Regions from separate parts of the Homo sapiens genome. Here region 2 is linked to region 1. A link is a loop called in an ENCODE intact Hi-C map of the cell type or tissue named here. Cell type or tissue: mammary epithelial cell. All regions are shown on one strand. Each heading gives the region's core, and the rest is flanking DNA. Links, peaks and the distances in the headings are about the cores only.

Region 1 (4,405 bases), core at 172-4,171:
GTGTCTTTATAAAAGATTGTGCTTTCAAAAATGTGCTGCTCATAATGAGCACAAAATGATATTAATTTCTTAATAATTCTTACACATTTTGGATGGGATTGGAAAATTATTAGAAATATTATTTATGGTATCTGAAAAATACATCAAGTGGTTAATATGAAAAGTGGATAATGTTTGGGAAACTTAGTAAATGTATCAGGGAGGCTGGGCACGGTGGCTCACGCCTGTAATCCCAACACTTTGGGAGGCCAAGGTGGGTGGATCACGAGGTCAGGAGTTCAAGACTAGCCGGGCCAAGATGGTGAAACCCTGTCTCTACTAAAAATACAAAAATTAGCTGGGAGAGGTGGCACACACCTATAATCCCAGCTACTCTGGAGGCTGAGACAGGAGAATTGCTTGAACCCAGGAGGCAGAGATAGCAGTGAGCCGAGATTGCGCCACTACAATCCAGCCTGGGTGACAGAGCAAGGCTCCATCTCAAAAAAAAAAAAAAAAAAGTATCAGGGAATACAAAGGTGGCTACAGAAGGGTAGTTAGGCAGCATGTTGAAGCAAGGCAATGAAAACATGAGGAGTGGCCGTTAATGACAGGTAGGGCAGGGTGAAATAATGAGGTATAAGCTATTCTCCAATTTCTTTGGACATATGCAAGAGGCATATAGGTCATTAGACTGCAATTCTAATTAAATATAGGCCGTAGTATATTGCTTCGTTTTGTTTTAAATCATTCATAAATTTAAGAATAAATAAAATAAAGATAATGAATTAGAGAAGATAAAAAGATATTCTTAAGTTAAGAAAGCAAGAGAAATTAAGGAGTGGGTAAAAGCAAAAGTAATTTAGGATAAACAATTTGTTAGATTCTAATGAAATAAAAGAAATTACACTTTTAATATGACTTATTTGCTCTGTGTATTAAATGTCACATTAATTTTAAAGATTCTTTAAATATTGCTATTAACATTTATTAATCATTAGGAGCATTGTGTTCAAGTTTTTTTTAAACTGTTAGAATAGCAAATAGTTTGAGTTTTTATTTTTGTTTTTATATTTAAAGTCATGTAGCAAAGGGAAAACAGGAGATAAAAATATAGATGAAGCCATACAAATAATTACCTATCAACTTCAGATTGCATAAATATAATGAAAAAAAGGTTTGTTTTCTTTCTTTATGACATAAAAGGAAATAAAGGATATATAAACAATAATGTAGTCACATAATTTTTTAATGCCACAACATTAGAAAATATAATTTCATTATTAAAAGTAGAGTAAAATTCTGTCTTTGAAAATAAATGTGTAATCTTAACCAAATAATTTGATACCATTTAATTGTTGCTAAGTTTCTTTGAAATTCCTAGAATATTCTATGTCTATAGTAAATCAAAATTCCAATCCCTAGGCACAGAAGAAAGATGATTCTTGACTATGTGTCTCCTTGATTACCAAAGCAGAGGAACCTTCTAATCACAGTGCATTCCCACATACATTGTAACCAGGAAGACATATTTTATACATACCCAGTGTAAATGTTAGAAAAGTTCTAAGAAATCAAAGACCACATTTTATTTTATCATGTGTCATCAGCGTCTACCATAATATCTGTATTAGTTCATTCTCGCACTGCTATAAAGAAATACCTGAAACTGGGCAATTGATAAAACAAAGAGGTTTAATTGGCTCACAGTTCTGCAGGCTGTATAGAAAGCATGACAAGGAGGGCCTCGAGAAACTTACAATCATGTTAGAAGGTGAGGGGAAAGCAGGCATGTCTTCACATGACCAGAGCAGGAGGGAGAGAGAGTGAAGTGGGAGGTGTTACACTCTTTTAAACAACAAGATCTGCTAAGAACTCATTAGCTATTATCTGTCATGAGAACAGCAAGGAGAAATCCACCCCCCATGATCCAATCACCTCCCACCAGGCCCCTCTCCAATTAAGGATTACAATTCAACATGAGATTTGTGTGGAGACACAAATCCAAACCACATTATTCCACCCCTTGCCCCTCCCAAATCTCGTGTCCTTCTCATACTTCAAAATACAATCATGCCTTCCCAATAGTCCCCTAAAGTCATAACTCATTCCAGCATTAACTCAAAAGCCCAAGATCCAAAGTCTCATCTGAAACAAAGCAAATCTCTTCCACCTATGAGCCTGTAAAACTAAAAAACAAAACAAAACAAAAAAACAAAAAACAAAAAAGTTAGATACTTTCAAGATACAATGAGGATATAGGCATTGGGTAAATATTCCCATTTCAAATGGGAGAAATTGCTCAAAACAAAGGGGGCAGAGGTACCATGCAAGTCCAAAACCCAGTGAGGCAATCATTAAATATTAAAGCTCTGAAATCATCTTCTTTGATTCCATGTCTCATATCCAGGGCATGCTGATGCAAGTGTTGGGCTCCCAAGGCCTTGGGAAACTCCACCCTGTGGCTCTGCAGGGTACAGCCTTGGTTGCTGCTTTCATGGGCTGGTATTGAGTCCCTGTGGATATTCTAGGTGTACAGTTGAAGCTGTCAGTGGATCTACAATTCTGGGGTCTGTAGGATGGTTACCCTCTTCTCCCAGCTCCACCAGGCAGTGCCCCAGTGGGGACTCTGAGTGGGGACTCCAACCCCAGATTTCCCCTCTGCATGGCCCTAGTAGAGGTTCTCCATGAGGGCTCTGCCTCTGTGGGAGACTTCTGCATGGACATCCGGGCTTTTCCAGACATCTTCTGAAATCTAGGTGGAGGATCCCACCTAGATTTTTACACACTGTGCACCCACAGGCTTAACACAACATTGAAGCTACCAAGGCTTACAGCTTGCACTCTCCCTCTGAAGCAATGGCCCTATCTGTACTTTGGGCCCTTTTAGCCATGAGTGGGGCTAGAGTGGCCCTGATGCAGAGTGCTAAGTCCTGAGGCTGCACAGAGCAGCAAGGCCCTGAGTCTGGCCCACAAAACCATTCTTCTGTCCTAGGCCTCCAGGCCTGTGATGGGAGGGGCTGCCAGGAAGGTATCTGAAATGCCTTTGAGGTGTTTTCTCCATTATCTTGGCTAGCAACATTTGCCTCCTCTTTACTTATGCAAATTTCTGCAGCCAGCTTGAATTCCTCCCCAGAAAATGGGATTTTCTTTTCTACCACATGGCCAGGCTGCAAATTTTCCAAACTTTTACACGTTGCTTCCCTATTTAAATGTAAGTTCCAGTTTTATGTCTTTTTTTTTGCTCACAAATATGAACATAGGCTGCTAGAAGCAGCAATGCCACATCTTGAACATTTTGCTGCTTAGGAATATCTTCTGCCAGATATGCTAAATCATCACTCTAAAGTTCAAAGTTTCACAGATCACTAGGGCAAGGGCACAATGGCTCCAACCTTTTTGCTAATGCATAACAAAAGTAAACTTTGCTCTAGTACTCAATAAGTTCCTTGCCTCCATCTCAGACCTCCTCATCTTTGCCTTCTCTGTCCATATCACTATCAACAGTTTGGCCAAAATCATTTGACAGGTCTCTGGGACCTGTCCAAACTTTCCTTTGTCTTCCTCTCTTCTGAGCCCTCCAAACTATTCCAACCTCTGCCTGTTACCCAGTTCCAAAGCAGCTTTCAGATTTTCAGGTATTGTTACAGCAATGCCCTACTCTCAGTATCAATTTTCTGTATAGTCCTTTCTCACACTACTATAAAAAAATACCTGAAAGTGGGTAATTTATAAATAAAAGAGTTTTAATTGGCTTATGGTTTCACAGGCTGTGTGGGAAGCATGGTTGGGAAGGTCTGAGGAAACTTATAATCATAGTGGAAGGTGAAGGGGAAGCAGGCACATCTTCATATGGCCAGAGCAGGAGAAAGAGACCATGAAGGGGGAGGTGTTACACACTTTGAAGCAACCAGATCTGGTGAGATCTCATTCACTTTCATGAGAATGGCAGGTGGAAAATCTGCCCCATCATCCAATCACCTCCCATCAGGTCCCTTCTCCAACACTGGGGATTACAATTCAACATGAGACTTGGGTGGGGACACAAATCCAAACACATCAATAACTAAAATTAAAAAATTCATGGAATGAATAAATAAATAAATAAGTTCAAATAATTTACAGGTTTCCTCCTTACTTCTTGTTTGCCCTTATCTCAGAATTATCATAACTACATAACTGCAAATTTTACTGGTAAATCCCATACTTCTTCAGTTTTAAACAAGATATATTTCCATTTGATGTATCAATGTGAGAAATAAAGAAAGAAAAAGTTTAAAATTATTTCATGAGAAAGAAGGAATTTTGATGCCACCATGATAAATGGGAACATCAAATATTGGCAAAAAATACCGTTCTGATTATTTTTATACAACAAAAGTTTTAGCAAAATAAATATATTGAAATTTCAATAATTTTTACCTTT
Region 2 (4,405 bases), core at 238-4,237, 80 kb before region 1:
TTTCTATTAAGGCATTAGTATTCATGTTTTTTTTATTCCTTTCCACTTCTACTATCTGAGAGACATTAACCCTTTGTGCTTTTTCTTTCAGCTTTATTAAGGTATAATTGTCAAATAAAAATGGAATATATTTAATGTGTACAAACCCTTTTATGTGTAATTCTTATACATCAAAGAGCTTGTCATGAAAAATATTAACAGGGCATTTTGTGTGAGGATTAATGACACCTAAATGAAACTCATTTGTGATAACCTGAAACTCAACACAAGATTATGCTAGTAAAGACATAGTATTGTTTCCTCATTCCCCATTAAAACTCTTTTATTGAAAAATATAGTACACATATGTATATAAATAATGTTACTAAGCATGGAGAACCGAAACTAAAGGAAACAGGGATATTTGCAAATGTGAAATTATTTGCAAATTGACTGCAACAATTATATTAATAAGTAAACAGTATAGCTTTAAGGGATTACATTTTGAAGAACTTAGAATAACTAGGTAAACTTCCATAATAGTTTAAATCATTTCTTGTGAGGTGCTAGTAAAACAAAATCAAGAACGGAAACAGAAATACACCCAAGATTATGTAGCTTATGTTGCATGTGAAGTGCATATATACATAGCATGTAATACATATATATATATACACACACATATATATACTTATGTTTACAAAGATGAAGATGTTTATACAGATGTTTATACATGTATATATGTGTACATATATACATATATATACACAGAACATGTCATTACTATTTTTGGTGTCTTGATTTTCTCTGGAATCACTGACCATATCAAATTAAGATGGGTATGTATTTTTTAGTTATCCTAACTCCCAGGGATATAAAAAGGTAACTAAACTTTAACATTGGCTATTGTAATGTTTTTCACTTCATAATGATTTGGGTGCATATATGGATATAATATATGATTTATTATATAAAATTATAAAGAAAATATTATAAATAATGAAATAGTATAGGACACATGTGTATATGCACATACAGAAACATGAAATATAGATGAATAGAGAAAGATTATGATAATAAATAATGAAAAACATGATTTATCTGAGCACTGCATAAATCAGTGTGTATCAGAATCATGGAAGACCTTGAGATTATTTTTTTGTTTGGTGTTGTTGGGGGTAGGGGATAAACTCCCAAAGTAAGTAGGAGCGATTCATATTCTTTGCCAAGGCTCAGAAAGAACTCACAAGTTTGTTGGCTTTCCTTTCCCTCCCTCCCTCATCGTCTGCCTGGGAAGCCCATGATTAGAAGCCTGGCGGGGTGGAGGGTGGTGGGGTGGTTTTAGGAGGGGCAAAATCCCAGTAAAACACGTCCATGAGAAAGCTCTCCTGGCCCTTGCCCCTAAATAGTGCTTTCCCATGAGTGCCAGGTACCTGGTGGGAGCTGCGCTGGGCCTCCCACAGGCACCCGAACTCTCCCATCTCCATTCCTCTGCCCTGCTTCTGGATTCGAGCTCTCCTGGGACCAGATGAAGCCCTCCCTCCCTTAGACTTCCACTTCACATTTCGAGCTCCAGCAGATCCCCTCGGTGTGTCTTCTTTACTCCTTGAGGGGCAGGAGCAGTTTGCTTTTCCTCTGAAATTCCCAGGGCTCTAAAGGCCCAGTGAATGTCAAAGATGGGGTAGGGGTCAACATAAACGCCTTGGGAGTCAAACACTAAACTCCAGCTGGTTCCTAGACCAAACTGTGATGCATCAGCCCTGGAGCCCTGTGGTCCTTCAGGTCCTTCGACTTTTGCAAGATGAACTTGAGAGTGTGGAGCAGGGGCCTGGAAGAAACTCTTAAGACCGTGAACTCAGGGACTTAACAATTCTAAGTGGTCTGTGAGTCCACCTTGATCCGGTTTCCAGCTTCCCTCTCCCTAATATATTTTAAAGTCCTGACACCCTGGCAGGGGATCTGGGGTCGAATGAGTTGGCAAAGAGAGTTCTCAGCAATCCCTCATGCTTGCCATGATCAGATGACTTTTCACAGACTGGAGCTGACCAGGAGTTGGGGGATATTTACTTTTAATCCTTTTATGTGTGTTCAGTACACCTTGTGTGGTTGGGTGTGGAAAGCGGGGGAGGGGGGATTTCCAGATCGAGTGAAACTCCCGTTCCATTGGTATTACCATGCTTGTGGGGTTGGCAGTTCTTTAAGTCTGCAAATAACTACAGAACACAATAGAGTCCTCCTCCCTTCCTCTCTCTCTCTTTCTTTTTTTTTTTTCTTTTCCTGCTTCCAAACGCCTTCTTCGAGGCTGAAGCTGGGCAGGTCTCCAGAGGTGCAGCAGCCACAACAATCCCGCAGTTCAAAGTTAAGCAGCAGTTGCACAACTTCCAGCAACTTTCTCAGCCGGCTACTAATGAGCTGAAAGCCAGGAACATCCGAGGAGAAGAGAAAGCTTCCAGCCCTCCTCCCTTCACCCTGGAAATCCAGACACCCCCACCCCCACCCTCAGATCACTTTAAGATAATTTCTTTATTCGTTTGCCCGACAGACCATGGCTCCCTTTGGAAGAAACTTGCTAAAGACTCGGCATAAAAACAGGTAAAGTCAAGCGTGTGAGTAAGTGTGTGTGTGTCTCTGTGTGTGTGTGTGTCTTGTGTGTGTACTCTGGACCCTACCTGTGAAAGTATGTGTTTTGTGGTTGTTAGATTCTGATAAAAAAAGGCTTCGTGGGGACACAGTCCTAGCCTAAGGAGTTAGGCTAGTATGAATACCTAGATAGTAAGGATATTCTCCCAGTATTGATGATGGGAGTGACCAGCTCAAGGATCGCAGAGAATAAAGAGTGATTATATTTGACTCCTTTCTCCCCTTTTGACCAGTCCTGTTTCCACAACTAGCAACATAAACAGTTTCTTTTTTTGTTGCCCTGGGCATTTGAGGGTAGTACAATAAAAAGTGTCATTTTGTTTCAACAGAACTTTAGAATATTGTAGAAATAATTAAAACTTTGATAAAGATGTAACTAGTATTTATAGCCACTAAGTAGGATGAAAAATAAAACTGCTGATACAATTCAGAAACAATGCTTTGGCTCCCCTGAGAGTGAGGCATTCCTGAAACCTGGAATGTTCCCAAAGTGGAAACACTCTGGAGAGAAACTTTGTTTGAATTGATTCTTTAAAAAATCTTTGAGAATTTTAGGTAGTTTTAAGCACTAAAGAAGGATTCAAGCAGCTATCCTCTCTAATCCTTATTATTACTGTTTTACTTTGATTTGATTTGATATTTCAAGCTTGAAATGCCCATAGTATAAATAAGTTACTCAAAACACACATACACACACGTATTTTTCTAGGGACAGTATGTCTGTCTTAGTCTTATTAAATATTTTATTTACACATCAAATGTTACGTTTTCATGCCAAAAACTTGAGAATAAATTTAGACATGGGCTATATTTTTTTAAAAATATATTTATTTTGGCATAGGGGATTGTCCACCACTTTTCTCTCAATCATGCCTGTTTGTACTTGTCATAATTTGCTCAGTGCAGATTCAAAAGGATACAATTACATGGTAGGAAATGATATAATTATTTTAAAGTGTCTACATGACAATATAGAGTAATACAACTTTAAAGTAAATCTCCATACTTTATTTTGCGCACACATGTCTACTTTGAAAATCCTGTTTTTAACTCATTCCAAATGTATTCATGATTTAGGTGACAAAATTTCCTTTAGAAAGTAAATGGCCTTAATAAATACTGTAAAAGTTTCTAAGTAAGCTTTATTTTCTAATAATTTGACAATATTTCACAAATATGCTATTTATGGTAATTAAAGATAATGAAACTATATTAAAATAAAGTGGTTTGAGTATTTAAAATTTGTGTTTTGATGGTGACAATGCATTTTAAAATATTCTAGAATATTCCAGAAAAGCCTCCCCCAAGCCAAAAATAAAAATACTCTGTTTTTTAAATGATATTTTTGTAGTGGTATTTTTGTAGTATTATTTTGGCATTTGTTTAAATGTCATCAAATGTATAAAAATACTCTGGAAAACTTTATGGTTTCATAAATCAAGTTGTGTTTCTGGCATACTATCCCTGTAGTCAGGGCTTTCTGTTTGTTTGTTTGAGGTTTTTTTGTTTTGCTTTAGCAATTTGAGATTTCTGTCATTGGTATGCCAAATACAGGGCAATAAAACTTTGCATGCGCCCCTGAGTTTCCCTCAGGGAAGTGCATTCTTCAATTTCATTACATCAGTTCTGCCACTCTACTATCTACTCTACCTATAAAACTAGCTTTCTTTCGAGGAGGTGAGTATGCAAACATTTTTTAAAAGTTTTCTATGCAAAATTATGAAAAGGTGAAAATAAAAATAAAAAAGAGAGTTTAATAGTGTTGAATTTCAAGTTTCTCAGAAAA

What was found. Hi-C counts contacts between places; a loop is a spot of excess contacts. Peaks named below come from ENCODE experiments on the same cell type or tissue, not always from the same donor. Only the 100,000 strongest peaks of a DNase experiment are listed, where the experiment ranks them.
Region 2: a loop joins it to region 1, with 9 times the contacts of the local background. A loop is called at or near these places in 1 of 110 quality-filtered maps.

The regions. Positions count from the first base shown.
Region 1 is chr12:85,753,983-85,758,387 of GRCh38, reverse strand. No RefSeq gene overlaps it. Among named protein-coding and RNA genes, the nearest start is that of RASSF9, 80 kb to the left of the region's middle. In mammary epithelial cell, for the core only: a CTCF peak has its summit at 2,438; a DNase peak (open chromatin) is centred at 2,417; H3K27ac peaks cover 981 bases.
Region 2 is chr12:85,834,321-85,838,725 of GRCh38, reverse strand. It overlaps RASSF9 (Ras association domain family member 9), which reads left to right and starts at 2,317. Exons shown (of 2, transcript NM_005447.4): 1 at 2,317-2,571. The coding sequence starts at 2,525. In mammary epithelial cell, for the core only: no CTCF peak of the experiment used is centred there; a DNase peak (open chromatin) is centred at 2,245; H3K4me3 peaks cover 2,316 bases; H3K27ac peaks cover 2,597 bases.